2 separate regions of the Mus musculus genome follow, and region 2 is linked to region 1. Evidence: chromatin loops called from intact Hi-C (ENCODE). Cell type or tissue: left cerebral cortex. All regions are shown on one strand. Each heading gives the region's core, and the rest is flanking DNA. Links, peaks and the distances in the headings are about the cores only. Region 1 has its middle 27 kb from the start of Gm40863. Region 2 holds the start of Mboat1 (membrane bound O-acyltransferase domain containing 1).

Region 1 (16,316 bases), core at 5,233-13,232:
TGGTTTTATTCATCATACTCCCACACCCAAAGAATAAATACAAATTATTGTTCTCCATATTGTGACAAAACAAAATATGGTATCATCTCCACCAGAAAAGGATGTACAGCTGGGAATCCCGGACAGATTTTTGAGGTGAATTTCACTTTCCTATGTGGAAAGAAATAACAGATTGTCTATAAGAGTGAAAAATTAGAAACAACCTACTATCCATTGAGAGGGCTCTGGGTATCTAAATTTAACATTCATACACAGTGCCTCCAAACTGATAGTTTAAATGATTTTCATGGAGAGTTACACTTATGATGTGTGCTTGTGCGGTCACAAAAGCAGGTCACAGAACAGAGGCAATATCTTCCTACACACTGAGGCTTTTCCTAAAGCTAAATGTGCACTGAAAATGTACATTTTTAAATCAATTCCCAGCTATACACTCTCATAATCTCTCAGAAATTAGTGGGATAAAAAAAATTTAGTAAACCTAATCTGGAAAAAAAAAAAGGAAACAAGTCCCTTGGCTCATATTCTGTCTCCTTTAGAAGAATGACTCTTGACACACACACACACACACACACACACACATATGGGAGCGGAGAGAGAGAGATTGTCCACAAGTACATACATGCCACAGTGTGCGTGTGAAGGTCAAAGAACAACATGTAGGCGTCACCTCTCCTCTCACCACGTGGGCATCAAACTCAGACTCTCAGACTTGGTGCTGAATGAAGTGGAAACTTAAGGTTCTTTGCAAAGTCAACTGACTTTTCCAAATTGTGTTTTAGATTGTGTTTTCCTGGGGCAAATACGTGAAGGAGCATTTCGCTGAAGCAGACACAGGAGAGAGGACGTTCTGCTAAGCACATGAAAGGACATATGATGAAGGATACTTTGCTAACAACGCACATGTATTGGTCTGTCTTACATTGCATAATTGAGCTCCATTTGTCAGGACTCCATAGAGAGAAACATACCAAAAAACGTCAGGTGGTGTGCTGCAGTTTGTTGCCGCTTCCAAGGACTCGGGCTGATTGCATGCATGTGCTGAGGCACGACCCACGCTGAAGGAAGGCACGTGGCAGACACATGATGTTTGGAGGGTATAAGTAGGACTCCACAGAGCTCTGGAGACAGAGCTTGGCTTGCTCGTGCAGCTAGCTGTGCAACGCTTGTGGGTCTGGAGTCTTCACTTCCCTGAGAGAGGCACAGCTGAGAACTCCTGGTGTTCTTTTGGCCTCTCCTGCTCAGTCGAGCCAAGACAGGCCTGGCTGTCTCTGCTAGGCCGTGTCACTGCTGTTGCTAACCCGACTCTACGGAACTGGACTGCTGGTGTATCCGTGAGGTGTTTGTGAGTGGATCGAGCTGCCGCTGCCTGCTAGCCGACCTGTGAACTGGACTGCTGATTTCCAGATAACACAGACAGGAGCTGCTCCAAAAAATTAACATTGCAGGTGAACACATTTATCTGACTCTTCTTGCTGGCCCTGAAAATGTCTCTGGTTTGACAACTCCCTTCAGTATTAATTTAAGGCCAATTTAACTGGCCCGGAGGATGTCCAGGCATTTGAGTAACAGTGTTCTGGGTGATATTGTGAGGTGTTTCTACATAACATTAACACTTCAATATGGGAAATGAGGAGGACAGTCTGAACAGAGTAGAAAGACTAAGTAAGAGAGATTCTATCTCTCTCTCCCTCTCCTTCCCTCTCCGCCCCCCGCCCCCCGCCTCCCACGTCTTCCCTCCCCTCTCACCTCCAGGTGTGTTCACTGGACTTCAATCTTCTCCTTTAAGCTCGGGCTCAGAGAAGAACTCTCGCCCCAGAGAGTCTCCTGGATCTCCGGCTTGCAAATTGTGATCTTGGGCTTAGTCTCCAAGGAATATAAATGGTGTAGGTCACACATATATTTATACCTACACAATTGACTAAATTTGTTTGCAACTCCAGTTCTTCTGTTTCTCTGGAGGCTGCTCCCTAATACACTCCGCTTTTCTCTCTGCCCAGACAGATGCCCACGTTTACCGCCTCTATCCAACACAGAACTGGAAGTCTTGGCCAGGGTAATTCATCAAGAGAAAGGAATCAATGGTGCCAGATGAGAAAGGGAGAGGGTACAGTGCCCCATCGCCAATGTGAATTTACATTTAAATTTACGTTTAATAACTTTAATTTTAATATAATTTAATAATTTAAATTTTAATTTAATAAACTTTACTAAATGTATCTAAATTTACATTAATAAATTTAAATTGAGAGAATCTTAAAGACTCCATAAGACAACCCACCATAACGGAACTATCCTATAAAGTTATAGGGTTATGAGAACACATGAAAGTCAGTAGCGTGTCCACATTCACATGTGAAGGCCTTTTGAGAAACTGATCAGGGCAATAAACACATTTACAAGAGCAACTGTGAAAGATAAAATGTTTAGAAATAAATTTAGCTTGGGGCAGGGGTAGGGCCAAAGAGATAGCTCAGAGGCTAAGAGTATATAGCTCTCGTAGAAGATCCAAATGCAGTTCCCAGCACCCATGCCAATTGGCTCACAACCACCTATAACTCTAGTTCCAGGGGAATCCCATTTCTCTGGCCTCTGGCAATACCTGCATTCACATGTATAATACACACACCTTCACATAATCAAAAATAATATAAATAAATATATATTAAAAGTTTAACTCAGGAATTGAAAGGCTTGTATGCTGAAAACCACAAAACACTTGAAAGAAAAATCTAGGAGACAATAAATGAGACATTCCATGTTCACAACTTGGAAGAAGTAATATTCAAATACCCATAATGCCCAACATGATCTATAGACTTGATATAACTATTAAGAAAGTTCAAATGACATTTCCCATAGAACTAGAAAATGAAAATTTTATCATTCATTTGAAACCTCAAAAAAATATTTAAGGTAATCTTAAGAGAAAAAAAAAAAAGAAAGAAAGAAAATAGCCAGAGACATCACACTTTCAGACTTCAAAATAATCTATAGAGCTATAATAATCAAAATGGCATGGCATGCAGTGATGTAGAAACAGAGAGGAGGAGGGGAGGGGAGGGGGAAGGGGAGGGGAGGGGAGGGGAGGGGGGGGGGAAGGGGAGGGGAGGGGGAGAGGGAAGGAACCAGAATGCACAGTTTCCGTGCTCTCCGAATTCTTGCTTGATTTTTTTCTCTGACTTCCCTCAGTGATGGATTGTTGTGGAGAACAGATGAAGTCCAGGGGGGCTGTGTATTATTAACATGGACACGGTCATATCAAAGACCCCAATGCCTCGGACCCATGTGAGTGGCAAGGTCTTCCCAGGGTCAGGCTTAGCGGAACCACAAAGCCAGCTCAGGGTGTGGATGTGGATAGTGGGGGGGGGGGGGGCGTCAGCTGTGGCTTCCTCCTCCCTCCCCAGGACTGCAACCTGAGACTCCCTACAAAGATGCCCTACTTAGATTAACTCACCTGTCTCCTCGTGGTTGCTGCTGTAAATAACAAATGCCTGGAGTTTCCAAGAAGCTGCTGCTGAGTCTCCAACAGCTCACAAGCCCGCCCAAGGCACTGGATCCCAGCTTCACTGCCTCCGTGTCTGTTGTTTCCCCCATCTGCCCAGTTAGGTCAGTCCCTATGCTATAGACCACAGTGGACTAGGACTTGCATGTGAGCCAAGAAACACTTCTGCCCCTAAGCAGACTCACATCCCTCACCTTAGCTAAGAGCGGCCCTGCCATGGTGAGCCAAAAGAAATCCTTCCTCCCCTCTTAGTTAATTCTCTGTTTTTTTGCTAGAACACCAGAATCAAGGCAACTTGAGAAGAGTTTATTTCCAGTTCAGAGGGATGAGAGTTGATTATGGCAAGGAAACACGGCGACATGCAGCATGTACTAGAACAGGCACACGGAGGCTAGAGCAAGAAGCCGAGAGCTCACGCCCTCAAATGCAAGCACGAGGAAAAGAGAGCAAACCGGAAGTTGCTGAATCATTTTACTCTCAAAAGTAGCCCCCACTTCCGTGAGGTACTTCCTCCATCGAATCTGCCCCACCCAAACCTCCCCCAAACAGCGCCCCCTGCTGAAGACCTCATGTTTAAGTGCCTGAAGACCGTGGTGAACATTCCCAGTGCAAAACCTCCCTGCCTGAAGTTGCTTCTTGCCAGGCATTTGATGAGCAATAAGGAAATTAAACCAGCACCTGCATTTCCTCTACATTGTCCATAAAACTACATAGAATATCCTATTAGGGCCTTTATACCATATGCATCCCCTAAAGTTGCTTCTCCGTTTTTATTCTTCATACTCTACATTTGTTTTCTTTCCTACAACTTCAAAAACCGGGCTTCCTTACTCTTGTCTCTGTTTCTGATGTTTTCTTAAGCAACTGCCTCCATCCTCCCAAATGCGTACTGAATGGCCCCAAACTTTTATCCTTATGCTGTGGAACTACAAATCTCGTCCACTTCAGCAACTCACTTAAACTCTTGGCAGCAGCTTATTTAGATCATACCAAATTAAATCCAATGACAGTCCCTGTCCGCCTGCATCACTGCCCTCCCTGATCGGTGAAGGAATGGCCATTACCCAGCAGCCCTGGCTCATTCTCAACTTCTATTTCGTGTCTTGGATAATTCTGGATCCATCACTTGTCTCCATGCCTGCTGTCAACAAACAAGTTGTCACACATATTCTCTGGTCCTCTCTCTAACCACTTCTCTCTCTACACCCTGAACAATCTCTCTTTTTATAAAATTTGAGGCAATTTGACTTGAATAAAACTGGAAAAGGTGCATTACAAAGCTCTTTCATGGTGATATCAAATGATAATATCAAGTGGTAGTTTTTTCATAATTTTTATTATTCGATTCATCTTTCTATTTTATAATATACAAAACATTTATATATAAATATATATATACTATATATAAAACATTTTCTATTTGAAAGTGAGTTCCACACAAAATGCCTTCCTTGCACCTAGATATTTTATTATGTTCAGACAAGTTGTTATTTTTGATAACCACAATATAATAAGCAAAATCACAGAATAAAGATTTATGTAAAAATCTAATTATAGGACTGTTACAAAATTTTCCAGTTATCCTACCATTCATTTCCCTTGATTAAAAAAAAAAACAAAAACAAAAAACCAAGTCTGTGTCCAGGATCTAAGCCAGATTACACGCTGCCCTGTCACTCTCAGTCCCCACAACCTGAAACAGCTCCTCCAGTCTCTGTAATCTTTTCTAATTGGATTTTCTGTGTGTGAGGCACAGGTCCTGTATTTGCAGAGTGCACTTACTGCTCATTGTGCTTTGTGTGTTCTCAACGTCTGATCCAGATCATGCATTGGTGGCCTGCTATCCCAGAGACTGTGTTTTATTCTTCTCTATGACTACCGAGGAAAGCCCGTGTTTATACATTGTCACTGACGGTGGCAACCCTGACCACTGATAGGGCATCTGCTAAATTCAAAGACTCAAAAAACCCAGGACCTCCTAGCAGTCCTTCCTGTTAGAGGAAAGAGAAGGTCATCAGAGCGTTCTCCTGTCCCCAAGTAAAGCTGCGTGTGGTCACATTCTGGGTGTACAAGGTCTTGACGGTGCTCGAGGAGACTAGACAGAAGGTTGACGAAGGCGTGCGCTCCAGTGACTTGTCTTTACTGAGTTACGACCTTCCCCATGATGCCCCTGGAGGGAAGCCCAGCAAGCACAGCGGTTCAGCAATCAAGGCTTGGGTGCACCAGCTATGGTGATCTCTGTCCCTGACACAGGAAAGCTGCTGCCCTGGGGCTCCCTACACTGCTCTCTGGTACTCCACCGTCTCTGCTCCTTGGCAGGTGTTCGGCTTTTATAACCCCAGGGGCAGGGGGTTGACACGATGGTAATTTACCAATTAATTTATGCCATATGAGCTTCTTCTGTCTCACATCCCCATTCTAGATCCTTCCTGGCACCGTTTCTCAAACAAAGCATTGTAACTCATCGCTGAATGTTCAGCATGGTGTCGGTGTAACAAAGAAACGCAGTTCAGAAAGTGCATGGCCTTTCTGTTTCTCGGCAGAGACTATGCCACGTTCAAAGATTACCAAAGCCAAGAGTCAATCCTAAATATACGATTCATTCAGATTAATAGGACAAGAGGAAAATTTTTATATAACTTCTGAAATGGATACAAATTTGGCACTATCAGAATGGGGCCCAAGAAGGAGGCTGAAGCTTCAGGTCCTGATACCATCATCTGCTACAAGTATGTCCACAGGAAAACCATGCCCCGGTTTAAAGAGGAAGATAAGTAGCTAGTTCCAGAAACTGGAGCTATGGCTCAGCAGCTATGGCCCTGGCCCCTGCTGTCTGTGGCAGGCAGGAGTGCTGGCTCTCCCCACACTGTCTGAGCAGCGTAGCAGGAGAGCTGAGGCAGTGCTGGAGAGCTTGTCTTAGTGACTTGGGTGCAGGAGAGCTGCCTCAGATAGTGTGAGCACTGCAGAGCTGGTGGGCTGACCAGCTCAGCTACCAACCAGGCCCAGATCCAGGGGTTGAGTTATTCCACCCCATCTATGAACTGTGGGAGTCCATGAAAGGGCTGGTCCTGCAGATCTCCATGACACATGATGACACCAAGATATCCCAGGGGAGTCCCAGTGAGGATCCAGTATTGACAGTGTAGCAGAAGCCAGAGGCCTCACATGAGACCAATGATTCACTGCAATGAACATTTGCAAGTCAATCTGTTTGGGCAAAGGGGTATATACTGTGTGACAGGCCGTGACACATCGCAGCTTCCACAGTGAGATTTTTTTAATTATTTTTTTTTCTTTTGTGAGGGAGATCTCAAGGGTAGAGTGCAGAGATGGAGAGATGAGGAGATGTGTGGGATTGGGGTGCATAATGTAAAAAAAAAAATCAATTTAAAAGTTAAAAATATAAAGCCTACCTACCACTCTTGCAGGAGACTTGAGTTAACATCCCAGCACCTGAGTAGGACAGCTCACAACCGCTTGTAAGTCCACACGATCCGACGCCCTCTTCTGGCCTCTACCACCACTGCATTCAGGTGCACATGCTCACACCGGCACACGCAGACATGCACATTTTAAAAATAATAAAAGTAACTCTCTGTAAAATACTTGGTCCCAGGCTGGAGAGGTGGTACAGAGGTCAAGAGCACTGGCTACTCTTCCAGAGGTTCTGAGTTCAAATCCCAGCAACCACATGGAATACTGAGCATCTATCCTGAGATCTGGTGTCCTCTTCTGGCCTGCAGGGATATACACATAAACAGAACAGTTGTGTGTGTGTGTGTGTGTGTGTGTGTGTGTGTGTGTGTGTGTGTGTAATAAATCTTTATTTTAAAAAACAAACTTGGTTCCTCTAATTCTAATTGTGTGGGAACCAATGAGAAGAGCGTGTGGGAAACTGAGCCAAGTTGTAAATTACAAATAAAACGTGTCTGACTCTGGAAATCAGTCTGGCGGTTCCTCAGAAAATTGGACATAGTACTACCGGAGGATCCAGCAATACCTCTCCTGGGCATATATCCAGAAGATGCCCCAACTGGTAAGAAGGACACATGCTCCACTATGTTCATAGCAGCCTTATTTATAATAGCCAGAAGCTGGAAAGAACCCAGATGCCCCTCAACAGAGGAATGGATACAGAAAATGTGGTACATTTACACAATGGAATACTACTCAGCTATTAAAAAAAATGAATTTATGAAATTCCTAGGCAAATGGATGGATCTGGAGGGCATCATCCTGAGTGAGGTAACACATTCACAAAGGAACTCACACAATATGTACTCACTGATAAGTGGATATTAGCCCAGAAACTTAGGATACCCAAGATATAAGATACAACTTGCCAAACGCATGAAATTCAAGAAGAACGAAGACCAAAGTGTGGACACTCTACCCTTTCTTAGAAATGGGAACAAAACACCCATAGAAGGAGTTACAGAGACAAAAGTTGGAGCTGTGATGAAAGGATAGACCATCTAGTGATTGCCATATGCAGGGATCCATCCCATAATCAGCTTCCAAATGCTGACACCATTGCATACACTAGCAAGATTTTGCTGAAAGGACCCAGATATAGCTGTCTCTTGTGAGACTATGCCGGGACTAGCAAACACAGAAGTGGATGCTCACAGTCAGCTATTGGATGGACCACAGGGCCCCCAATGGAGGAGCTAGAGAAAGTACCCAAGGAACTAAAGGGATCTGCAACCCTATAGGTGGAACAACAATATGAACTAACCAGTACCTGGGAGCTCTTGTCTTTAGCTGCATATGTATCAAAAGATGGCCTAGTCGGCCATCACTGCAAAGAGAGGCCCATTGGACTTGCAAACTTTATATGCCCCAGTACAGGGGAACACCAGGGCCAAAAAGGGGCAGTGGGTGGGTAGGGGATTGGGGGGGTGGGTATGGGGGACCTTTGGGATAGCATTGAAAATGTAAACGAGGAAAATACCTAATAAAAAAATAAAAAAATAAATAAAACGTGTCTGAAATGGAATGTGTGAACTGAAGTCCCCAGAATAAAAGCTGCACCTGTACTCAGAAGCCACTCTGCTGACTAGGCTAGGTAGAGCATGCAGGCTGAGCAGGGTTGGGATGTTGCAGAGACAAAATTATCTTGGGCTCTCTCTGGCCTCTGTAACAGCCCCTGTTTGCCCACGGATGCACCTGACCTTACATCCTGTGACGAGCAGATGAAACCTTTGGAAAGCTGCTCACTCCCATGAGCCCCTGTGCTAAGAATGTCATTATACACCGTCTTGGAGCCCACAGCAGATTCCCAGTCGGTCATAAGCCGCCTGCCTGATGTTCCCGTCATGCATTCGGGAAGCGCCTTCATTTATGATTGTCGTCTATCACCGAGGCCTCCCACAGTAGAACGTGCTACCTGGCCAAACGGAAACCTGATTCCAGAATGCAGTCACTCCGTTTAGCTTCACACTGCCTCTTTTATTTGCTTTGAGGCGAGAGCTGTGCTTTGCCATCAACAGAAGCTGCTCTTCTCCTTGGGGAACTGGATTGTTGGGGCAGGCAGGGGTCAGGGTGGGGTTAGAAATCTTATCCCGAGGAAGGAACAAGATGAAGTGAAGGATAACATGGCAAGACCAGTCGCCTTCTACCACTCTACGCTAATGAGCACAGCTCAGCTCACAGATTCTACCTGGGTTCTAATGTTTTGTTGAGAAACGAAGGAGACAGGAAGAGGAAGGGAGAGAGCCAAGTTAAGCCACAGCTTGGCTGAGCCTGGTGACCCCAGGCAGGAACACACGGGTGTCTGTGCTGTCATAAGTAAGCCGGATGCTATTTATTGCGGACCTCTAACAGATCACCGTAAAGATTACATTTTCCTGGAATCAGTTTCTTTCTTGGTTCAGAAATGTACCCAAGCCACCAGGACCAGCACACTGAATTGTCAGCAAAGGAACTATGAAAAGCCTGCATTTCCCTCCAGAAACCAGTCACCCAAAATGAATTACCTAGAAAACATACCGCTTTCCACAAAGTTGCAGACCCAAATAAGTGAGCTAGCACTAACAACCACAGACTGGGGAGGGCCCTCCTGGAAGGAAGAGGCTCGGAGTGGGACACAAAGTAACAAATTATAAAAGGATAAAACACAAGCAACTTGTGGCCATCTTACCTCTCCCTCTTACAGGTCAGAACAACAGAATCTCATGATGTATTTAAACTATACAATCACTGCAGAAATCTTTGAATCAGTTCCTCAAACTATCTCATTTAACCCTCACATGAGTTACTGACTCACCTAACAGGAAGGGTACAGAGAGGCTGTTCAAGTTCTCCAAGGTCACACAGCAAACTCAAAGCATAAACCTTAACCTGTAGCTGGTGCCACCTCCAGTGCGTCTGGTATTTTAGGTCTACCCACCATCCTGTTTTTATTTGTAACTAACGAAGGAAGAGGCGACTGGGGGGGGGGTCATCATTTTTTCAGCATTTCACTAGCAGTTACAGTTCAAAAGGGGCAGCAGAGAGGTTAAAGAGTGTCCAAGCCATAAAGGAACGCTGGGCTGGCAATTCAACAAGAGCCATCGAAATTACTGCAAATGGCCACAAGAGGTCGCTACTTCACACCGCTTCAGAGAAATCGCATTCAAGCAATGATTGGTAGCTGGCCTGTGCTGAGATAGGTCATAAGCAGGAGAGGTACTCTGGGATTGCTTCCTCTCAAACCTACACTGCAAGGTGTAGATTTTAAGTTAGGCTGAGGGCCAGCCAAGGGGATGGCTCAGAAGGATAGAAGTGCTTTCCTTTAAAAAAGACTTGTTTTGGGAGCTGGAGAGGTGGCTCAGGGGTCAGGAGTGTTTGCTATTCTTGCCAAAGAGCTGGATTCTGTTCCAAGCACCTGCATGGCGGCTCAAAGCTATCTCTACCTCCAGTTTCAAACCTTCTTCTGGCTTCTTGGGCAAGGTGAACACACGTGGTGCACATGCAGGCAAACATTCATATACATAAAATAAAAATATAAAGATTTACATTCTGTGTGTGTGTGTGTGTGTGTGCACACGCGCGCGCATGCACATACCTTCAGACGCCTGTAAAGGGTTTCTGATCTTCTAAAGCTAGCATTACAGATGGTTGTGAATTACATTGCATGGTGTGAGTGCTAGAAACCAATCCTCTTGAAAGAGCAGCGAGAGTTCTTATCGGTCCAACCATCTCTCCACCCCAAACCCGCAATATACAGAATTCTCCTTACCCAAGTACTCAGAACTCACACAAAGGTAGAAGGAGAGAACCGAGTCTACAGAGTTGTACTCTGATCTCCATACATACTACATGGCACATGCAAGACACCACACACACACACACACACACACACACACACACACACACACTGAAGCTTAGAAGCTAGGAAACCATTAACCATTAACCATTAAGAATCTCTCACTCCTCTTTCCCAGGCCGCTTTGTGAAAGCAAAAGCCAGTGTAGTCCCAAGTGCAGGGGAAACTGAGGCAGGAGCATTCTCGTGCCCAGGAAAGTCAAGGCAGCTGGGGCAACAGGAGCCCCTGTTTCAAATCAAAACTAAGTTTGCCACACCACTGCCCTGGGTCCGCTCTCACACACACTTGGTACTTTGAAGCACTTCCTCCTCACTCCTTGTTGTTGTTCTCCGACAGTAGCTGCTTCGGACTCACAGGAAGCTGATTCAGCAAAGTCCCAAAGGCAGCATGTCTGGGTTTAACTGCTCTCTTCTGGGAATACTATTCGCGCTTTCTGCTGTAATTGAAGACCACACTGCCGCTGTGAGTGTATGTGTCACATGCACGTTAGCCTTTAGAGCCGGCTATGGCCTTTGCTTACCGGTATGGGTGAGGGGTTACCATTAGAACCCAATTTGCATCTGGGGACATAGCTCAGTAGTGGAGTTCCCGTGGCCTGCAGGAAGCCGTGGATTCCATCCCCAGCACCGCATACACTAGCACTATAATCCCAGCACGAAGGAAGTGGAGGCAGGAGGATCAAAAGCTTAAAATCATCCTTGTCCAGGTAAGAGATCGGCCAGGCAACGTTATGTGTGTGTGTCTTTGTCTTCGTAAAGAAAGAAAGGGGTAGGGGGAAGGCCCCCAGTTTGCAAATCACTGTTTCGAGTTCTTAGAAGTGAGGTGTTTTTTTTTTTTTTCATCCAATTTTTTTATTAGATATTTTCTTCATTTATATTTCAAATGCTATCCCGGAAGTCCCTTATACCCTCCCCCCGCCGTGCTTCCCTACCCACCCACTCCCACTTCTTGGCCCTGGCGTTACCCTGTACTGGGGCTTATAAAGTTTGCAAGACCAAGGGGCATCTCTTCCCAATGATGGCCGACTAGGCCATCTTCTGCTACATATGCAGCTAGAAACACGAGCGTACTGGTTAGTTCATATTGTTGTTCCACCTATAGGGTTTTTAAAGGACGGCATTATGTTATGCAGCCCCTCAGAGTTTCCCCTTCAGCTTTGTTGACCAGTGATAAAATATGACCATGAAAATTAATTGTACATACTTTGGACCGCTGGATTCTACTAGTGTCAAAATATGTTTATAGGTTGTCAGTTTAATTTTGTTTTGATCTTTGAGAGAAAGTCGCACTGCATAACCCCAGCTGGCCTTGAATATAAGCTGAAGGTTTGCAATAGGTTATTAGTATTCTCTGCTGAGGCTCTTTTCTCTAATGTTTTTATTGAAACGATGAATTACTAATCATTCTCTCAGCACCTGGTTGGTTTGGAGGTAGTGGATTAAAAGGCCTGCTTTGCCCTGAGGGTCCATTTTCCCTGTACAAATGCACCTGCCTGTTGAGAGAGCAAATAAACAGCCCATTTCTGCTTGGGGCAACTGGATGACTCCGGGAAGCTCCGTCCCCAAGTGGTGATGGCCAGTAAGCTATAGTTAAACAGCGAAGGCTTGTGATTGACTGACCCTGCCAAAAGTCAGCACATAGTAGGCCCACTGAAGCCAGGCAGTTCTTTCAGCAACCTCTGCTTCCACTCTCTATCATGCTCACTGGAGCAGAAATGGATGGGAGATCCCTCGGCATGAGATGTCCCTACAAGCTCGGGGTGTGTCAGACTTCTGTAAAAAGAAATGTGTCTCCAAAGGCACAGACAAAAATAAAAACTAAAATAATAAAATGAAAACCTAGAAGTACGGTAAAATGCTGGCTGGCCTTGAGGCAAACGGTGCTTTAACATCTGTATTTTCTATTTTTTTTTCTAGAATTAATTTTCAATAAATGAACCATTAATCAAGTGCTCAAACATCAGGGAATTATTTCTTGAACCCATGAAAATCTCATTTACACGCTTCACGTGCTGGCCGTGGCCCCATCGCGCCTGTGCTCACTTGTTACACACACAATAACACACAAAATGAATAAAGCTAACTTTAAAAATACTCAGGAAGTTATAGAGTAACATGCAGAAAGGCTTATAATGTGGCATATCTGCCGCAAGCTGACATCCAGATTCCACATGGAGAACTGTCAGAGTGATAACCGCAGAAAACAAAGCAGAGCCAGCGAGCTGAGGGCAGGCTGAGGGGGGAGGATTGTGTTTCCTCTGTAATTTTCCCCCCACAATGATCACGTTGGCAATAAATAAATAATCAATAAATGTATGTCTGGTAAGTGCTGCTTGGTATCTTCCTTAGTTTTAATTGTCAGCATGACACAATCTAGACTCCGCTGCGAGGGGTGTCTCCGTGTCTAGATCAGCTGTTTGGCCAGTGGATCTGCATTATCTTGATTACGCGAATTGGAGTCGGAAGACCCATGCACTGTGGGCGGCGACATTCCCTAGCCAAGGGATCCTTGGCTGTATAGGAGAGAGGTGGGAATGTGAGCTGATGACTAGCGTGTGGGCATTAATTTATTGCTCTCTGCTTCTGACTGTGGATATGGTATAACCAGCTCCTTCCAGCTCCTGTTGCTGTGACTTCCTGGCCATGTGTGAATATAACCTAGGCTGGTGAGAAACTCTGTCCCCAAAAACAAGATGTTGGTGCTGAAGGAAAGGCACCTGCACATACAGGTGTGTGTATACACACACACACACACACACACATACACACAGGTACCAAGTACATATTTAAATATTGGCAAGGAAAAGCTATTTCACACCACAAGGAAAGGAAAGGGTAGTGTCATATGAACTAGAATATACAGGCACATTAAGATTCTCTGTCTGTCTGTCTGTCTGACTGTCTCTCTCTCTCTCTCTCTCTCTCTCTCTCTCGCTCTCTCTCTCTCTCTCTCTCCCCTCTCTGTCTTCTTCTGAAACAGGCTCTCAATTTTATAGCCCAAACTGACCTCAAACTCAAAGCAATTCTGCTGACTCTTACTAGAAAATCTATTCCTTTACCTAAGCATCCTAACATTGGCCTCCGCCATACCTATCCTGTCATGCCAGGTCTACACTCGGTATGTGTACCAGAGAAATGCACAAGCGTAGCTTATTACCATGGAAACTGAGAAAAGCCTACAGGTCTATAGGGGCTGAAATTTGTTCTCTCCAAACTCATGCAGAAGTCCTACTCCCAATACATGAGAATGTGGCTCTGTTTGTAGATAAGGCTGTCAAAGTGTTACATTGAGATAATTAATGTGGGCTTTAATCAATATGGCCAGCGCTCCAAGAAGTTGGAATTGCAGGGAACTCTGAGAAAGAGGAGACAGAAAAATAAATGTAAGAGCCAGGGGGGAGAGAGAACACGGAAGAAAACAAAACCCTCTAAGTCGACGTGATTGAAACTCATATGAACCTATAGAGACTGAGACAGCACTCAAGGGTCTGCACCTAGATTGTCTGCGTATATATTATGACTTCCAGGTCAGGGTTTTTATGGGATTCCTGGGCATGTAAATAAACGCAATATTCTCTGATCCATGGGCCTTCTCTTGGGCTCTTTCCTTTCTGTAGGTTTGTCCTAACTTTGATGTGATAGTTTTTGTCATATATTATTATATTTTATTTTGCTATATTTTAGTATTATCTCTTAGAAGCCTGTTCTTTTCTAATAAGGGAGAGAAAGGGAGTGGGTCCAGACTGGGAGAGGAGGGTGTTGTGGAGGAACTGGGAGGAGTAGAGGGAAGGAAAATCCTGTAGTCAGGATATTATAGGATATGAGAAAATAATCTATTTTCTACAAAAGAAATAAAGCAAAAAATAAAGTTTGTAGAACCTAAGTAAAAAGAAGTCAGAATTTATCCTATATTATTTTTAAAATAAAAATAAAATAGTGGTTAGAGGAAAACAGAAGTGCAACTAGGGTGCACGAACACTGAGAGGGACGGTCTCTGAGGACACGGGAGGAAGAATGACCACCCTGTGTAAGAGGTCTCAGAAACTAAGCTAGTTAAACCCTCTGACTCTCCCATCTTAGAGGTTTATTGTGCAACAGTTTCATGTAGCCCAAGATGGCCTCAAACTCTCTCTGTAGCTCAGGATGACCCTGAATTTTTGATCCTTCTGCTTCTGCCTCCAGAGGGCTGGGACTACAGACATGTGCCATCATGTCAGGCTTGTGTGATACTGGGGATCAAAGGCAGGGCTTGGTACATGTTAAGTGAGCACTCTACCACCCAGGCTATGTCCCCAACATGGGTTTCCTGCCTCCAGGATTGTGAGGCAATGGATGTTTGTTGCTTATGACACACAGTCTCTGGTATCTGGCAATGGCAGTCCTTGATAAGGCAAAAATGAACAAAAAACTCACCTATGATTGCATAAAAAAATGACACAACATTTCTTCAACAGAACCAGTAGCTACAGGAAGCCATAGATAAAATGTGACCTAAGCAATAGGAAGTCCAGCATATGCCAAACTCTCAGAAACGTAGATTCAGCTCACTGGTCTTAATGTCACTCAAACCCTAGTCACTCGAACAAAAAGCAAAATTCAGCCCAAGTGCTGGGGAGAGAAGGACTCTAAGGGGAAAGACACCAACGGCTTGTTGCCAGTGGCTTGTCACCGGGGCCATCTGTACTGCCCATTTCAGTCTCTAAATGTCACAAAGGTCACATCCCCAACGTCAGCCCAATTCTCTCTCAGCCGGAAAAGTAAAGACACCATCTTGCCACAGTGAGTAAATTCCCTCATTTGTTCCACTAGGGTTGATCTAGAACTGCTTTGAGCCAGGACTTTGCTAGGTATGAAGACAGAAGGGACACTGGACAGCTGCCAGTTAAATGCAAAGAGGCAATTGACATCAAGAGAACCAGAACAGGTGATGTTATTGGGTATCAGTGAGCAGGATTCAAAGGCCACCAAACGGGGACTTCTCGGGGAACATGGTTATGCACAATGTTCTGCGTAGGAAGTAGAGTTGCTGCTTTCTCTTTTGCCCTCTGTGTTCAGTCTTTCCCTGGAACATGATGCTGCTTCAATCTCTGCTTTGCGAGTGCATCCGTCCCCCATCACGAAAGGCCTCTGCTGCTGGAGATAGCTCATGCAGGGACAACTGCAGGCCTGAAAGCAGGGGTGAAAAGAGGCAGGTTAGGAGGGGCTGCCATGGTAGGGGCTTTGTGCTGTATACAGCAGGAGCCAACAGGAGTCATAAATAGTCAGGGGCCTAAGGTGCTGTCCAGGAAGTCCTTGGCAGCAGCAAGGGGAAAAGGTCACTGGTGAGTAGGCAGAAACGCAGTCCTGGCACTTGCTGGCTTTTCCGGAGCAGCCCACAGAGACAGCTGCAATTGGCTGCGGCTGGAAATGCTGAAGGGTCATTTTGTTGGTAACAGCAAAGACAATAGGCAGAAAGTGCAGGGCAAGTGGGCTGATTGCAGCTGTCAACTGCTTACTCTGAATT
Region 2 (16,316 bases), core at 1-8,000, 120 kb after region 1:
CTGAGCGCTTCCCTTCCTGCTCCCCTGAGGTGCCAACTATAATCGTTGTAATCCACATTGCCTGTTTACTCGTGCGGCCTCTCCTCTACTGGTGGATACCCTTCTGGGATGGGGACCTTGATGTTATTTCGCCACGCAGCCAAGTACCTGGTACTAGCAGGATTAAATAAATATTTAATGGATTTAACAATGGCTGTGGAGTGTGAGCCAAGATTTTAACATAGGGCAAGACTTAGATAAGAACAGAACCGAAGGCTGGATTTTCCAGGCATACCCAAGGACTTCAACCAGGTGACCGAAAGCTGCAGGAAACCTAAAGTCACAGATCTCAGTGTAATAATTTTCTGCTGTGTCACCATTAGCCTAGTGCCAGGACTCCAAGGCTGGCCTTCATGAATACACTTAGGAAAGAATAATAACAACAATAATAGTATTTATTTTCATGTGTATGAGTGGTTTGCCTGCATGTACGTACGTATAGCACATGCATGCCCTGTACCCTCAGAGGTCAGAAGAGGTCAGATTCCCCAGCAACTAGAGTTACAAGATGGTTGTGAGCCACTGCGTGGGTGCTGGAACCAAAGCCAGGTAGGTCCTTGGCTAGAGTAGCACACACTCTTAACCACTGAGTCATCTCTCCATCCTCAAGAGTCCTCGTTCACAGGCCTGTGTTCAACCCCTAAACCCTGGCTACTTTAATCTCAGAATCATCTCCTGGGCCACTGAAGCTCTGTGTCTAGATAGTTCCGTGTTCACACAGACAATGGCTCATTTAAAAATACATTTTCACACTGTCTTCATTTATATGGCACACAAGTAAGTGTGCATGCATGAGAGGATATTTTGTGGAACTCGGTTTTCTCCTCTCATTGGATGAGTTACTGGGATGGCACTCACTTCACCCACTGAGCCATCTCTGGACCCCACAATACAGTTTTCAGCAAACATATGCACACTCTGGACACCCTGAGACACCCCCAATTCCTGTACTTCATTTGAATGTCAGTGTCTCTCCTTAAATAAGAGTTTTGCATTTATCAGCCAAGTCCCCCAAGGAAGAAGCTATAGCCTTCCTACTTCACACTGCCCAGAGGAATAGATACACAGGCACACTGGTGAGCAGCAATGAAGAGTTTCCCTCACAAGCCAGAACACAGAGCACAGTCCTGAAACTGAGATAAGAAACTTTTTAAAAAGATTTTCTTTTGATTGATGTGTGTGTGTGTGTGTGTGTGTGTGTGTGTGTGTGTGTGTGTGTGTGTCTGTGTGTGTGTGTGCATCTGTAAACGTAGGTATGTGGATGCGTGCAGACTCTTGCATGTGGTGACCATGGAGAAGAGGGCATGAGATCCTCTGGAGCTGGGGTTTGTGAGCTGCCTGACACAGGTGAAGGAAACCAAAGTCGGTTTCTCTGGGAGAGCAGAAAGCACGGGCAAAACTGCTCAGCCATCTCTCCAACCCCAGTAAGAAAGTTCCTCATGCGGAGAATCCCAGACACTGAGGGCAATCACAGAAATGCAGTTTCCTAGAAGTTACAAACAAGAACATGAAATCTTTTTATATTTAATCTTTGTTTTACATATTCTCTTTACATCTCACTCGCTGTCCCCCCTCCCAGTCATCACCCCCCACACACACACACACACAATCCTTCCTCTCTCCCCCTCCCCTTCTCCTCTGAGTGGGCTTCCTCCTGGATATTCCCCACCCCCTGACACTTAAAGTCTCTGTGAAGCTGGGCACCTCCTTTCCCACTGAGGCCAGACAAGGCAATCCAGCCAGAGAGCTTATCCCACATACAGGCAACAGCTTTTGGGATAGCCCCTTTCCAGTTAGGAACATGAAATCTTAAGACACTGGGAAAGGGCTTCAAAGACAAACCTCCTGCCACAGTTTGCCCCCAAATCGCACTATTGATGGCTTGGGATTTTTCCCCAGGCTGAAAGCAAGTGATTTGGGGTATCGTATGATTAACATTTTTACCAAGTTGCTCAAACTGACCCAGTTGGTCAGGCTGACCCAGGATCTCAGAGAAACCAAGTGTTCCTCATGATTTTTCATCCATCTCATGATAATCCGAGTTCATTTATGGAATGAAGTAAAATCTATCATGTCTGGAGTGCTCTTTTTTCCTTTTTTCATAAATTAAAACCAGGATTCCTTTGGGGGCTGAATAGATGGCACTGAGGTTAAAAGAAATGCTTGGAACTCCAGCTTCAGGGGACCCAAGACCCTCTTCTGACCTTGGTGGACACGTACACTCATGTACACACACCCACACATGAACAGGCAACACACACACATACACACTGTAAAGTACTAAGTCTCTTCTAAAAACCAGAGTAACTTTTACAAAAACCCTGTAGTTTGGGGACGGACGTGGATGCAGCCAGAGGCTTAATGACAACAGCTCCTCCCCGCACAACTGCCCTTCACCAATCCATGTATTTCTGTCTGGGTCAGGGATGGGGGGGGGGTGGCTGGGGGGAGGGGAGGAAAGCCCACTCTATTCTATATTATTGTAAAATAGATTATTATGCAAAAGAAAATGCAATTACTATAGGTTCTAGTAGTAATTAGAGACGTCAATGCAAAATGAACTCCTCCTATGGAAATTCAGCAACAAATTCATCCGGCTTCTGGATGAAAGAATTCGCTCTTGTGCCTGCCCCTGCCAGGGTCCCTTGGACTTCTGACCTTGACTCAATATCTGATACTTCTACCAAGTTCCTGATTCTCAAGGTTTTGCAACTGATGAGAAGGCAGTAGTAGTCAGAACCTAAGAGTTAGGATGAGGGCGAACCCTGTGAGTAATGCAAACAGCCAGGGCCAACTTCCTCATTGTCAAAGGAATGCAAACAGAAGAGGCGCAGGTACAGGTAGCTCTAGTATGAAAAGAAAGAAAGATAGGAAGGACAGAAACTGCTCTAAGAAGACAGGAACATTTTGTTTTGTTTTGCATTTTCGAGTCGGGAGTTTTACTGGGTAACCCAGGCTGACTTGGTACTCTCTCCCCGTGGCCTAGGCAGGTCTCTAACTCGGAGCAATCTTCCTGCCTGTTTCCCTGGCACTGGAAATACAAGCATGCACCTCGAGACCCAGCAAAGGAAGGGAAACTAAACTGGGGAAACTCAAAGGAAACAGATTAGTAAGGAGAGCAGTGGGTCTTACTCCAACCTGTCCTGCCTGAATCCATTCAAACCATTACATCCTACACAGGGGACATAGCCTGAGGCACCGAAGGAAATAAGGCAAGACTACATACACCTCAGGAAGACTTTTCTTGACCTCAGTACGGAGGCCAGAAGACAGGACAGACCCTCCAGCATACTACAAACTCTACCACTGAATTGCACTCCAGCTGTCTTTGGCAAAATTCCTACCAGGTTACTGTTGCCAGTTTTACCTCTAATGTAGCAGGCAACTCCTGAACAGTTCCAAAGAAGTCCCCACAGCCCTTTTCCTCCCAGGGCCCGCCCTACTCATCAGTTTCGCACAGCAGGGATGGATGAGAACTGAGTAAGGCCCTCTGAGAAGCATCTCAACACTGTGGCGAAAGGATCACCAGTTCTAGCCCAGCCTAGACAAAATAAGAGACTTCGATGCCAGCCTGAACTTCAGAGTGAGTGCCAAGACAGTCAGGGCCAGATGCTGTCTCAACAAACGGAATAAAAAAGTCATCACCATATACTATACTATAGACCTACGCATCTGGTTAGTCAGGCTTTTTACTTTTTGTTTGGTTTTGTTTGAGAGTTGAGGCTTCTCCTCAGCATCCTAGACAGAGAAGACGGGAACTCGCTGCAATTTCCCTGCCCCGGGCTCTGAAGACCTGGATTAAAGGCGTGATCCACCACACCCAGCTGGATCAGACTTACTCTTAAAGTAGGATCGCCTAAATTTAAAAATCACAAAGACTTTTATCTACACTGGTGGGGGAAATGCTGGGTTCATGGATCACACCACTAAATAATTCGATCACAGAGCAAAACTTAAAAGTTCAGTCCAACTTGCTAGCTTAGGTGGACGTATAGTTTTCACGCAGAAAAAGCAGCCAACTCAGAGAAAAAAGAAAAAAAAGGGAAGAAAAAGCTCTCGCACGTGTAGGGTTCATAGCCATAAACTAGGCTCTGAGCGAATCCAGGTCGCAATCCTGTTCCCAGACAGAGGGTCTGGGTAGCGGGTGGGACGCTGTTACCTGATCCAGCGGGATGCCCAGGAGCTGGCTGAGCGGGTGCAGGCAGGTGGAGCCGGTGGTACGGTAAGAGAGGCTGGCGGGCGGCCGTGCTGCCATCCTGCATCTTCAGGGTGCTCTGTCGCCCGGGAGCTGCACACTGGCCACCTTGAGGGCTCCTGAGGACCTCGCGGGAACCTGGCGCCGACTCCAGGGCGCGGACCTGGCGCTGCGGGACCCCGCGCCTGGGAGGGCAGGGCCCCCACGTTCTGCTTCCCGCTCCGCACCGCCCGCCGCCCATTGGCCAGCAGCCGGGGACGCCCCGGAGGAGGAGCCGGGCAGAGATGGGCGCGGATCCCCGGGAGCCCGGCCCGGGGCAGGAGACCGGGAGACGCCCAGTCTGTTCCCCAGTTCGCCGCCCTCCCCGGGCGCGCAGCGGGCCCGATCCGGGTTCCTCCGAAGCCGTCTCACCCTCCTCCCAGGCAGCTGGGGTGTCCTGTGCTCCAGTTTCAGGCCCGGCTCCTGCTGCTACTCCGGAAGCCAGAAGAGACCTAAGAGCTAACCAACACCGCTCATTTTGCTTACATTTTAAAGATTTATTTATTTGCAGTTTAGAGGCAGGGTCTCCTGTAGCCCAGACTTTCCCTAAACTCCCAAATACTGAAATTACAGGTGTGCACAAACATAAAACTCCACTCCAGATTATTATTCTCCTTCGCGTCTCCTTCTCCTCCTTCCCTGTGTCTTTGATTGTGTTCTGAATTCCTGGTGCTCCCTGTCTGGTTGTCTCTTCTTTCTCTCTTCTCTCTTCTCTCTTCTCTCTTCTCTCTTCTCTCTTCTTTCTCTCTTCTCTCTTCTCTCTCTTCTCTCTCTCTTCTCTCTCTCTTCTCTCTCTTCTCTCTCTCTTCTCTCTCTCTTCTCTCTCTCTTCTCTCTCTCCTCTCTCTCTTTCCTCTCTCTCTCTCTCTCTCTCTCTCTCTCTCTCTCTCTCTCTCTCTCATATGTTTTTTACTTTACATGTATGTATGTACTTGTGAGTAGATGCCACTGGAGACCGGAAGAGTCCATGGAGTTTCAGGAGATTGTGAGCCACCATGTGGGTGCTGGAAATAGAACTCCGGCCCTCTGCAGCAAGAGAGATTGCTCTCAGGTCCTGAGCCATCTCTCCAGCACCCAAGGTTGTCATTCTTTACCTTCTCTGGTCAAGCCACAGTTTCTAGCACCCTAATCCACTATCTCTGCTTCCTTCTGTGACTTGTCTCATTTTCATCTGGGCCGTTTCTCTCCAGTAAGCTTCTGTTTACTGTTTACTACCCACGTGATGACGGGTCTTTCACTTGCTGAAACAGCTCTGTATCTCTGTTTCTTGAGAAATCCTTTTCAACTCACTAACAGACATTTTAAAACATCACAGAGACCCTTCTAGCACTTTACCAGTCTCTGCTGCATCTAACCTGATGTCAAAGTAGCTGCTCACATTGGAAGTCTGAGAAACACCCAGGGACCTACTGAAGAGAAAGGAAGCCAGGAACCAAGAGATCCCTCTGGACACACAAACACCTTTTAAAAGATTGTGTGTGTGTGTGTGTGTGTGTGTGAGAGAGAGAGAGAGAGAGAGAGAGAGAGAGAGAGTGTGTGTGTGTGTGTGCCTGTAGAGGCTAGAAGGGAGAGTCAGAGCTGTAGTTACAGGCAGTACTGAGCAGTTCATCCACGTCCTGTGTGCTGGCATCTGAAGTCCAGTCCTCTGGGAGAGCTGCAAACATTCTTAACCACCCTTAACCACTGAGCCATCTTGTCAGCCCCTGCAGCCCTTTGCTTAGGTTGTGGGGTGACTTTCTATAGGTGTGGGAAGTAATTGAACATGAAGAGAGGAGAAGATCCACACTGACGGCAAAGCAACTTCTCAGCATCTTTACAAGATGGTGGATAACGATGAACTGGAGATGTAGCCATGTGCCTGTGAGCTTACAGGAGCTACTGTACTATTCATGCAGCCAAAGACTATGGAGTAAACCAGTGCTTTGTCCTCGGGAGAGATGTGAGCAGAACACTGGGGCATGGGCATGCCCTCCACCTCCAGTGTCCCTGCCACATCTGTGCCCCTCCAACTTCCATGTACCATGTGCCAGCTTCAGGACTGTGGCATCTCTGCTCCGCTTAGGAAGTCTCAGTGGCCCCCATCACCCATGTTTCATCATCATGGAGGGGTCTTCTAGCACCCTGGAGCGAGCCTTGAAACATGAGTCCTCCATAGGCGCTTCCATGCCTGCTTCCTGCTTTTGGCCCAGGAAAGCCCAAGCCGTGCTCTGTGCCCATCCAGACCTGCAATGAAAACAACAGAAACACTGTTGCTTTCTGAAGAACTGCAGAATCTTACAGATTCATGACTGATAGCTCTTTTCTCCACCTAGGATGAGAGTAAACTGTGCAAATAGAGAAACATCAGCCCTGTAAGTCCCTCAAACCACACACCTGCAGTCCTCCCTATGTGCGAGGTGGAGGACACAGGATCGTTTGAGCCTGAAGTTGGTGACCTGCTTAAGAAATGTCCTGAGACTCCATTAAAAATAATAATATGGGCTGGTGAGATGGCTAAGTGGGTAAGAGCACTGACTGCTTTTCTGAAGGTCTTGAGTTCAAATCCCAGCAACCACATGGTGGCTCACAACCACCTGCAATGAGATCTGACGCCCTCTTCTGGTACGTCTGAAGTCAGCTACAGTGTACTTATGTATAATAATAAATAAATCAATAATAATAATAATAATACACACCCTTTCCAGGAAACACTAAATGTTAGCTGATAAAGAAAGAGGCTTTTAGGACCACGGGGCACTGGGCTAATGTGTAGAAAGCCAAGGAAAAAGGAGCTTTGTGGGCCCAGGCGAAGCATCTGGAAGCTGCCAAAGATTTGCTAGCAGAAATATCCAACCAGAGATGTAGTCAATGACTTTAGATAGATTTTATGAATGTGGATTCAGGTTTCAAATTAAATGGATGCCCAATATACACCTGCAAGAACGTCTTCCCAGAGACATAGGTTTTCCTGTTGACATTTAGCAATACCATTCCTAGAAAGCTACAGCCAACACTAAATGGGTAGGCCACAGGTTTTAGACTCATGTCCTCTGCCAAGGAATAATGGGAAAAGTCTACACTATGCTTCTGCCAAGCAGATTCACAGCACATGCACACACATACATGTACTCTTAAGTGTACATGCATACATATAAACACACATATATACACATGCATACACACAGAGAGACACACACAGGAATATGCTTGAGACTAATGAGACTAGTCAGAGTCACCAAGCATCAACCCTGGTAGATAACCAACCTGAAATAATACGAATCTTAAGTGAGGTAAGCGCTTAAGTGGAATCTGAAAATCAGATAGGGGCTACAAGCATTTATTTAAAAATGAAAAGGGAGGCATGCAATCCTAGCTACTGGGAAGGATCATCCAGCAGGGTGATCCTTGAACCCAGATGTCTGGAGACAGCTTAGGATACACCTAGACTTTAGTTAAAGAAAGGGAAAGAACCCCTTAGGAGTGGACAGAAGTAGACCATGGCTCAGTGTTCTCAAGTAAATGTTTTCCATAAATAAAGTTAGGTAGGTTTCTTGGATTTGTAGAAATTGTCCTCTGGCAAGAAAGGTGGCTCAGTCATTCAGAGTGTTTGCTGCACTTCCCCAGGACCCAAAGACCTGAGTTTGTTTCTCAGCACCCAGGTCAGTGGTTCACAACTGCCTGTCGCTCCAGCTCCAGGGAACTTCACTCTTCTGGCCTCTAAGGACACTCGCACTTAAAATCATAAACAACCCAACCTGCTTCTTTAAAAGGAGGAGGAAGTAGAAAAGGTAGGGGGAGATCAACATGAAAATGAATGTTATCTACCACAGCACATCAAGATAAAAACTAACAGTCAGGTACATACAGCTCTGATCAAGATTGTAGCCTGTTCAGGAAGAGTATACACTACTGTTGTTGGAGGGACCACACCAGTGGCACCGGACTGTAATCCCAACATCCAGTGGGTTAAGACAGAAGAGGATCATGAGTTCTAGGCAACATGGGTCTACAGAGCAAGTCCCACTGTTTTCCCTCCTATCCATCCTCTCCCCCCGACCTCCCCCAACACACACAGAAATAACTCCAGTCTCACACTTGTCCTACTGAGTAATCAAAGAACAACAGAGTTTAAGGCCGTCTTCAAAGTCTTCAAAGATGCAAACCCCTAAGAGAACAACGAAAACTATCATCATACCCTGTGTCAAGCTAAGACACTTGCCTCTTAGAATGTCTACATAATGGTAGCACAGAGCCACGGAGCATTTATATGTTTGGGATTTTTTTTTTTGGCTTTTTGGTTCTTGTTTTGTTTTCTTTTGTTTTGTATTTTGATCCTCTCAACGACTCAAGGATGGTTGCACTTCTATTACTATTACATTTCTGTCTATTGTTAAGAATACCAAGTTACTGGTGACTTGCAGATGTCTCCAGACTTATTCAGCTAGTACATGGCAAAGGTGCAAATAAAACCCATGATCCCGTTCTACTTTTAATTAGCTAGAGGTCTTTTTATTATGCTAGGAGTCCACCTTCAGGAAAGAGCAGAAACTGTTTGCCTGTGATGTTAAACTGGAGAACTGATCTGGAGAGAGTGGAGACCCCCCCACCCACCAGGGAGCATTGTCTTTGGGCTTTGAGTGGTTTCAATACTACCCACAAAGCTGCAAGGAACTTCAATTTTGCAATCCAGGCTCCAGTTTTGAGTTTTAGCTCAACTGATAGGTGTGTGTTTGGACTTATGTTATTATCTACCAGCCAAGCATGGCTTTCCAGCCTGGAGATCAAAGATGACACCATTTTTCTGTTTTCACGTGTTCAAAAAAAATGAAGAAACTGATAAAACCAAAAACGATTCAATGTGCTACTATCACACTTACCACATTTATTTTCTCCTTAAGGATTTTTGCATGTCTGCAGTTGAGATATATCAATATCAGTTATCTCAATGAGCTAGCCTCTGACACCCAGGAGATACTGATAAATCCAAAGACAACAGAATCTATAATAAGGTCAAGAGACTCAGTCAATGAAAGAAAGAAAATTCAAGACTTCAAAGCCCTAGCCAGAAAGTTTATTCAAGGTCCATGACTCATGCGGCTTGCTAGTTAGGAGGGCTTTTTGGGCTTAGAGCAAAGAACAAAGGCTGTAAAGTCATCACAGAACCAACTAGCCATAAAGATAGGGAAGACATACAAGAATGTCCGGACTGGCCCGGCGGTGCCCTTCTGACCTAAGTTAAATGTTAACCAGATGCTCTGCTGTTACCTCGATCTGCATGTACAGTCTGCTGATGTTTAAATGAACCAATCATGTGAAACCGCCAATTCCTCCCCCAGCCCCAGACCTTTTCTATAAAAACCCCTAGCTTTCAAGCCTCGTGGTCGAATCCACTGTCTCCTGCATGAGATACGTTTCGATCTGGAGCTCTGCTATTAAACTACCTCGTGTATTTACATCAAGACGGTCTGTTCATGTTTCTTTGGGTGCACGCGGAATCGGGAATTGAGTGGGGGTTTTCCCACTAGGTTCTTTCATCATGAGAAATGGCAGAGGCAAAGTGAAAGCCAGATGCAGAGACCAAGCCTGATTTAAAAAAAAAAAAACACTCCTAATTATGTTTTAAAATACAATTTTGTGTATCCTGGTAGTAATCATTTGAGACCAAATGTCCTGTCAAAGGCAGGTAATGAAATCCCTCCATCCTGAAGGGCTGCCATCCATATACTTTTGTCCAGTGTGGTGGTATAGACCTTCAATGCCAGCACTAGGAAAGATAGAACAGGGAGAATTGAAGTACAAGGCCAGCCTGGGCTACACAGAGATATGCTATCTGAAAAAGGAGGAGAGGGAGGGAAGGGAAGGGAAGGGAAGGGAAGGGAAGGGAAGGGAAGGGAAGGGAAGGGAAGGGAAGGGAAGGGAAGGGAAGGGAAGGGAAGGGAAGGGAAGGGAAGGGGAGGGGAAGGGAAGGGAAGGGGAAGGGAAGGGAAGGGGAAGAGGAGGGGGAAAGGGAGGGGAGAGGAATGAAGGGGAGGGGAGGGGAAGGGAAATGGGAAGAGGAGGGGGATAGGGAGGAGAGGGAAAGGGAGGGAAGGGGAGAGGAGGGGAGGGGAGGGGAGGAAAGGGGAGGGGAGGGGAGGAGAGGGGAGGAGAAGAGAGCTGGGAAGGTGTGTGTTGATAAAGTGCTTGCCTTGCAAACCCAAGGATCTGAGTTCCCAAAACCCACAGAAAATAAGCTGGGCATGCTTGCAATGCCACCACTGAGGATGCAGGGACAGGCAGAATTTCCAGACTAACGAGACACCTTGTCTCAAAAAGAGTAAAGGGGAACAGCACCTGAGAAACAACACTTGAGAGTGTTCTCTGGTTTCCATATGCACGTGCGAACACACACACACACTCTCTCTCTCTCTCTCTCACACACACACACACACACACACACACACACACACATACACACACACACACACACACACACACACACACACACACACACACACACACACCTAAGATGAAGACCTATCATGTCTGGAATGAGAACTGAAGGAAAGGTTATATAAAATAACACAGCAGGAAATGACTGTACATTATTAACCCTGCTTAGTTGGTATTCACCCTTGGTGATCTCTTTTTTAATGTAATTAATGTGTATGGATATCTTACCTACATGTGTATCTAGGTACCACATGCATGCCTGTTGCTTGCAAGGTCATAAGAGGGCACTGTCTTCCCTGAAACTGGAGTTACAAATGGTTGTAGCCACCATATGGGTGCTGGGAATCAAACCCAGGTCCTCTGGAAGAGCAGTCAGTGTTCTTAACCACTGAACCACTTCGCCAGCCCTCAGAATTAATGTCTGTTATTTTTAGTCTTTGAGGAAAGAGATGTTTTTCATGATTTCTCATACTTAAGTAGAGCTAGTGACCATAACTTAGTTATCATTACTAAGATGGTTATTGTTGTGGAGGAAAACCCAGCCTTCAGTCCAGGGAGACTTGGCAAGTTTCTCTTGCACTAACTGGCCCAGGGAGGTCAGTACTCAAAACAACATCTTTTCTCTCTGTTGTCACCTGTGCTTTCCATTGTCACCTCTGCTCTCCGTTATCTTCATCAGAGCCTCATCAGACGGTTTCCCTCAGTCTTGTCACCACCTGCCTGCTCTTTTGGGTCTGGGGAACCCTACAGATTACCACAGAGTTGCAAGCATTGGCAGTGCACACAGTGGGTTATTGAAGAAAGTGTTCCATCTCAACATTAACTCCACCCTGACCTGTGTCACACATACCCTGTTGCTTTGCTGGGGTCTCAGATAATTTTTATTGTAAAAAAAATAATAATCCTATAAATAATAAAGCATCATTAAAGTTAAGGATTCAGAATCTAGAGATAGAAACTGATAAAGCTAGCATCTGAGGTAGGCTATGGGGAAGGGTTGGTGGGTTTTTTGTTCATTGTTTGTTTTGTTTTATTTTTACTGTTTTTGAGGGGGCATTGTTGTTGGGTTTGTTGTTGTTGTTGTTGTTTAAAGGAAGGGTTCACACAGGGTCTTGATATATGCCCCAGGCTAACAATGAACTATTTATAATCCCCCTGCCTCAGACTTCCAAATTGCTATGATTACAAGCATGAACCACCACTCATGGCCTAGGTTCAGCTTCAAAAAGCATCTTGATTTCTACTAGCAAACATCCCTGAAGCTTTGGGGTATCCTAAGATGCTTGAACCTGACATATTCCATCCTTCCTGCCTTCCCAGCCCTTCAGGGGTGTTGGCGGTGAAACCACTGTTATCTTCACCATCACAGAGCTCTGTAGAATAAGCCCTTCCAACCCAGGCTGTGCTCTTAAGAGTATTCAGAGTCACCTTTGGCTCTTAGATTTCACTCTATTCTTCATTCCCTGCTCAGCAACCTCATTCCCCAGAGCCAGTGTTAGGACCAAGCATAGCAGGGTTGTGGCAGAAATCATTGGATGCTTCCTGGCAATCAGCACAGCCAACCAGACTCATGACTATCTCTTCTATTGTTCACTAAAAGCCTCATGACCTAACTCATTGTTCTATGCCTATATGTGGTCAGTCAGCACATTAGACTGGCCAGTGCAGACACTGCATGTTTATGGACTGGCGTTCATATACCCCAACCCCTGGCTCTTTTCATGTGCACCTAACATACCCATATCATTTTTTAAAGATTGATTGATTGATTGATTGATTGATTATATGTAAGTACACTGTAGCTGTCTTCAGACACTCAAGAAGAGGGCATCAGATCCTGTTACAGATGGTTGTGAGCCACCACGTGGTTTCTGGGATTTGAACTCAGGACCTTTGGAAGAGCAGTCAGACCTCTTCATTTCTTGTGTCTGTTTCCAAGAAGAGTCTTCAAAATGATCCAACCGCAGCCTTGTCTGCATGACTTGCTTCCTGATGCACATCCCACCTCTCACACTTGGAGAATGGCACCTCCTTTCGTGAACACTGATTCTATACCCAGCAAATACCTATTTTAAGAGGCTATGGCTTGTTTTTGTTGTTGATTGCTTGGTTGGTTGGTTTTGGTGGGTTTGTTTGTTTGTTTGTTTGTTTGTTTGTTTGTTTTTGAGGTGAGGTCTTACAGTGTAGCCCAATCCAACCTGGAACCCACTGTATAGATCAGGCCAGCCTCCAACTCACAGAACTGCCTTTCTCCATGTGCTGAGTAATGGGATTAAAGGCTTGTGCCACTAAGCATGGCAGGGCTATGGTTTGTAAAGCTCTGTTGTCTGGGCCACAGATACACCGAAAGCAGCCCCTACCCTACAAAATCCATCCCTTCATGCCATCTCCACACATCCAATGCATCACTTAAAACCAGTGCTACTTACTAGACAGTGATAAATACATAGAAAAAAGAAAAATTACAGCAGGGCAGAGGGGTTAGTGGATTACATAGGTCAATGCAGAAGTAGCCCTAACTAGCCACCAAAGGATAAGAGATAGCTCATTCTAGACCTACATATGAGTGATCACCACCTACCAAAACAGATTCCAGTCAGCCCATGTACCCTGTGCTAAGTTTCATGAAGGTTTTACAGTTTTTATAATTGTACAACAGGAGAAAGTCATGGATCAAAGCACTTCTTTAAAAACGGTGGTAGAACCCTCAGGCCAGCAGCCAATAACTAAGTGAATAAAGGTCTGCTCGGGCCTCTGATCCTATTATATGACATTCTGATGAAACCCAGTGGTCTATTAAGTTCCTATGTCCCAAAAGGTGTCACATGACAGTCATGAAGGTGTTAGATCTGACGTAGAGGGGGACAATGAGTGGCTATGACTGGGGTACAGCTGGCCAAGGACAAGTTGGTTCAACTTCAAGACCACATTGATTGCAGCATTTCAACTCTCCACAGCAATGTCATTCATAGTCAGCCTTGGGGCATCTTTAATGTAGGCTGGGCTTTTTTTCCCTGTGAACTTCAACTCACATATACATACCAGTGTTTAGCAGAGGAGTTCCGACTGCTCCCAGAGAACAAGACCTGTAGGGAGTAAATGACTAACCAAGCAGATTTCTCTTTCTTTTCTCAGTATATGAGACAGCTGGTAATGTAGTCACATCGGTCCATGATTGGGAGGCTGAGAAAGGGGACGTTGTCACTCAGCTGGCTTTCTCCTTTGCCCTTTCTGACTGCTGTGACAAAATGCTGGCCAAAAGCAACCAAAGAAGGAAGTGTTTCTTTTGGTTTACAGTTCTAAGTTACAGTCCATGATGGTGAGGAAGGCTGGTGGTAGGAGCTCAGAGCAGCTAGTTACACTGTACATACGGTCAGAGAGAAGAGCGCTGGGACTCAACTCACTTTCTTCTACTTAGTCAATCTTGGGCTCCAGCCCCTGGGTTTTCCACAGTTAGGAGTTATTTTCTCCACCTTAGTTAACCCAGCCTAGAAATTCTCTCACAGACATACTCAGAGATTTCTTTCCTATGTGGCTCTAGATCCTGTCTAGTTGACAACAATATTAACCATTTCAGCTACTTCGTGAAAGAAAATAGCTATAGAAAAAAAAAAAAGCAGAGACTATAAGCTGTGTGTCTGGAACTGTCTAACTTGTTATGACTGTTGCCATCGTGGCTATTAACTTTCCATTTTGCATGTCACATGGCCCTGTTGTGTGTCACAAACCCTTTAGGTTAACACTATTAAGCAGTCAGCCTGGCATAGTGTGCTGGCTACTGATGACTGGACAGTTTGTTAATGGACCTTGAAAATGCTCTAGGGTTTTAGAAAAGTCAGGCACATTCCAACTAGTTTTGACCCACATCTGTCTAACTCAGCATATAGACCACTTTCTCCTGACTTGGAGTTCTGGGACCCATGACTTGGTTCTGGACACAGGTCCCTCATAAAATTGACTTGTGTGATCCTGGATCTACGATCATTGTCTTTGGCCCTTTGACATTCTCTGTGTTTAGTGGCAGGCTCTCATACCCAAAGACAGGGTCCTCTTTAAACATCACTTCCTTAAGTAAGTCACAGCAACAATGGTGGGGGAAGAAAGTGTGGTCATAATGGTTCCTCTTCACTGTCCACTTGGCTGGATTTGAATCACCTAGGAAACACACCTCTAGTGTACCTGTGTATTCCCAGACAGCCTGGGGAGAGATGATCCGTCCTGAATGTGGGCGGCATTACCCCATGGGTTCAAGACTGAACTAAAAGAAGAAAGTGAGTTGCCCACCAGTGTTTGTCTCTCTCTGCTTCCCAGTGCTAGGTACAGCATGACCAGCTGCCTCTATCTCCATCCTTCCGCATCACAACAAACTCTAACATCAAGCTGGGAACCAAAACACTCCCTTCCTTTCTCAAGTGTCTCCTGTCAACTATTTTGTCAAAGAAAAATACTTGAGACTGCTCAGTGGATAGAAAGCTTACTACCTAAGCCTAGTGTCCTAAGTTCTGTCCCCAGAAGCTACAGAAAAAAAACACAGCTCCAACCATAGTCTCTATGGTTTAGGGATTGGTCGTTGACCATCTTTAATATTGAATTCTTCTGTGAAGGTTTCTTTCTCACGTGGTCTCCTGCCTTCCCCCCTTTCAGCTGACAAGATTGCCTAACACTCTGTCGCAGTTTGATTTCTGGGGTCGGGATAAAATTCTGATCCATAGCAACTTATGGGATAAAAGGATTTTCTTCATCCAACCTGTTACAGTCTGCCAATGAAGGAAGGCAAGGCAGGAATCTGAGCAGGAATGTAAAGGCAGACTGCTCAGTGTTCCACACAGAATTACTCTGTAGTGCACCACAGAGCTCACTTCATAGCTAAAGAACTACCTTGGGAACCATAGACGCTGCTTGCTAACTGAATCATGGACTGGCTTACACCTAACTTCCTGGCATAGTCCAAGGCCACCCACACTGGGCTGGATCCTCCTACATGAATTAACAACCAAGACACTCCCTATCTGCCCCACAAGCCAAGCTGGCGTAGACAGTTCCTCTTAGATGACTCTAGACTGTCAAGTTGGCAGTCAAGCTAACCAGGACATTCAAGAATCAGACTTGCTCTGTCTTCCCAGATGAAATCCCAGGATAGATTCTCATTGGCCCTGGGAGGGTCATGTGCTGACCTCTGAACCAAGGGATGGATGTAGCACTGTAATTGAACCATATACCCTTCTGTGGGGCTGAAGAGGGAACTGAATCCTTTTGGATTGCAGGTAGGAAAAGGGCAGTAAGTGGGGCTCTGCAATCAATACACAGGGAATCAACAGCAAGCTTCCAATAAAAGCAGGCGTCTACTTCAGCTCTGGATGTTCTATGCGTTAATTCCTCTTCTGATTTTGTTGATAGCTTCAAAAGCTCCCTCTCAGGTTTTGGCTAAATTAGTTAGTCTCTTTGAATTAATTTACTCACTGTAGCATGAAGAGGAAGGTAAAATAATTACCAAGGCTATTTCCATTCTTAATTCACTCATTTTTCGATACACATGTTAAGTGAGTGAAGAGAGGGAGACTTTGAAATGTAGTCTCAACAGAAAGCAGTGATAAAATTAACACTCTTGTGGCTGTAAAAATTTATACCAGCTC

Evidence for each region. A loop is a pair of places that touch in the nucleus more often than their neighbours do. Peaks named below come from ENCODE experiments on the same cell type or tissue, not always from the same donor. Only the 100,000 strongest peaks of a DNase experiment are listed, where the experiment ranks them.
Region 2: it touches region 1 in a loop (3-fold over the local background); 2 of 42 quality-filtered maps call a loop at or near these places.

Annotation. Positions count from the first base shown.
Region 1 is chr13:30,253,892-30,270,207 of GRCm38, reverse strand. No RefSeq gene overlaps it. Among named protein-coding and RNA genes, the nearest start is that of Gm40863, 27 kb to the right of the region's middle. In left cerebral cortex, for the core only: CTCF peaks have their summits at 7,013 (motif pointing left) and 10,080 (motif pointing right); DNase peaks (open chromatin) are centred at 10,104, 10,663 and 11,179.
Region 2 is chr13:30,124,645-30,140,960 of GRCm38, reverse strand. Mboat1 (membrane bound O-acyltransferase domain containing 1) reads right to left here and starts at 4,471. Exons shown (of 13, transcript NM_153546.4): 1 at 4,199-4,471. The coding sequence starts at 4,294. In left cerebral cortex, for the core only: a CTCF peak has its summit at 4,535; DNase peaks (open chromatin) are centred at 4,288 and 4,532; H3K4me3 peaks cover 1,092 bases.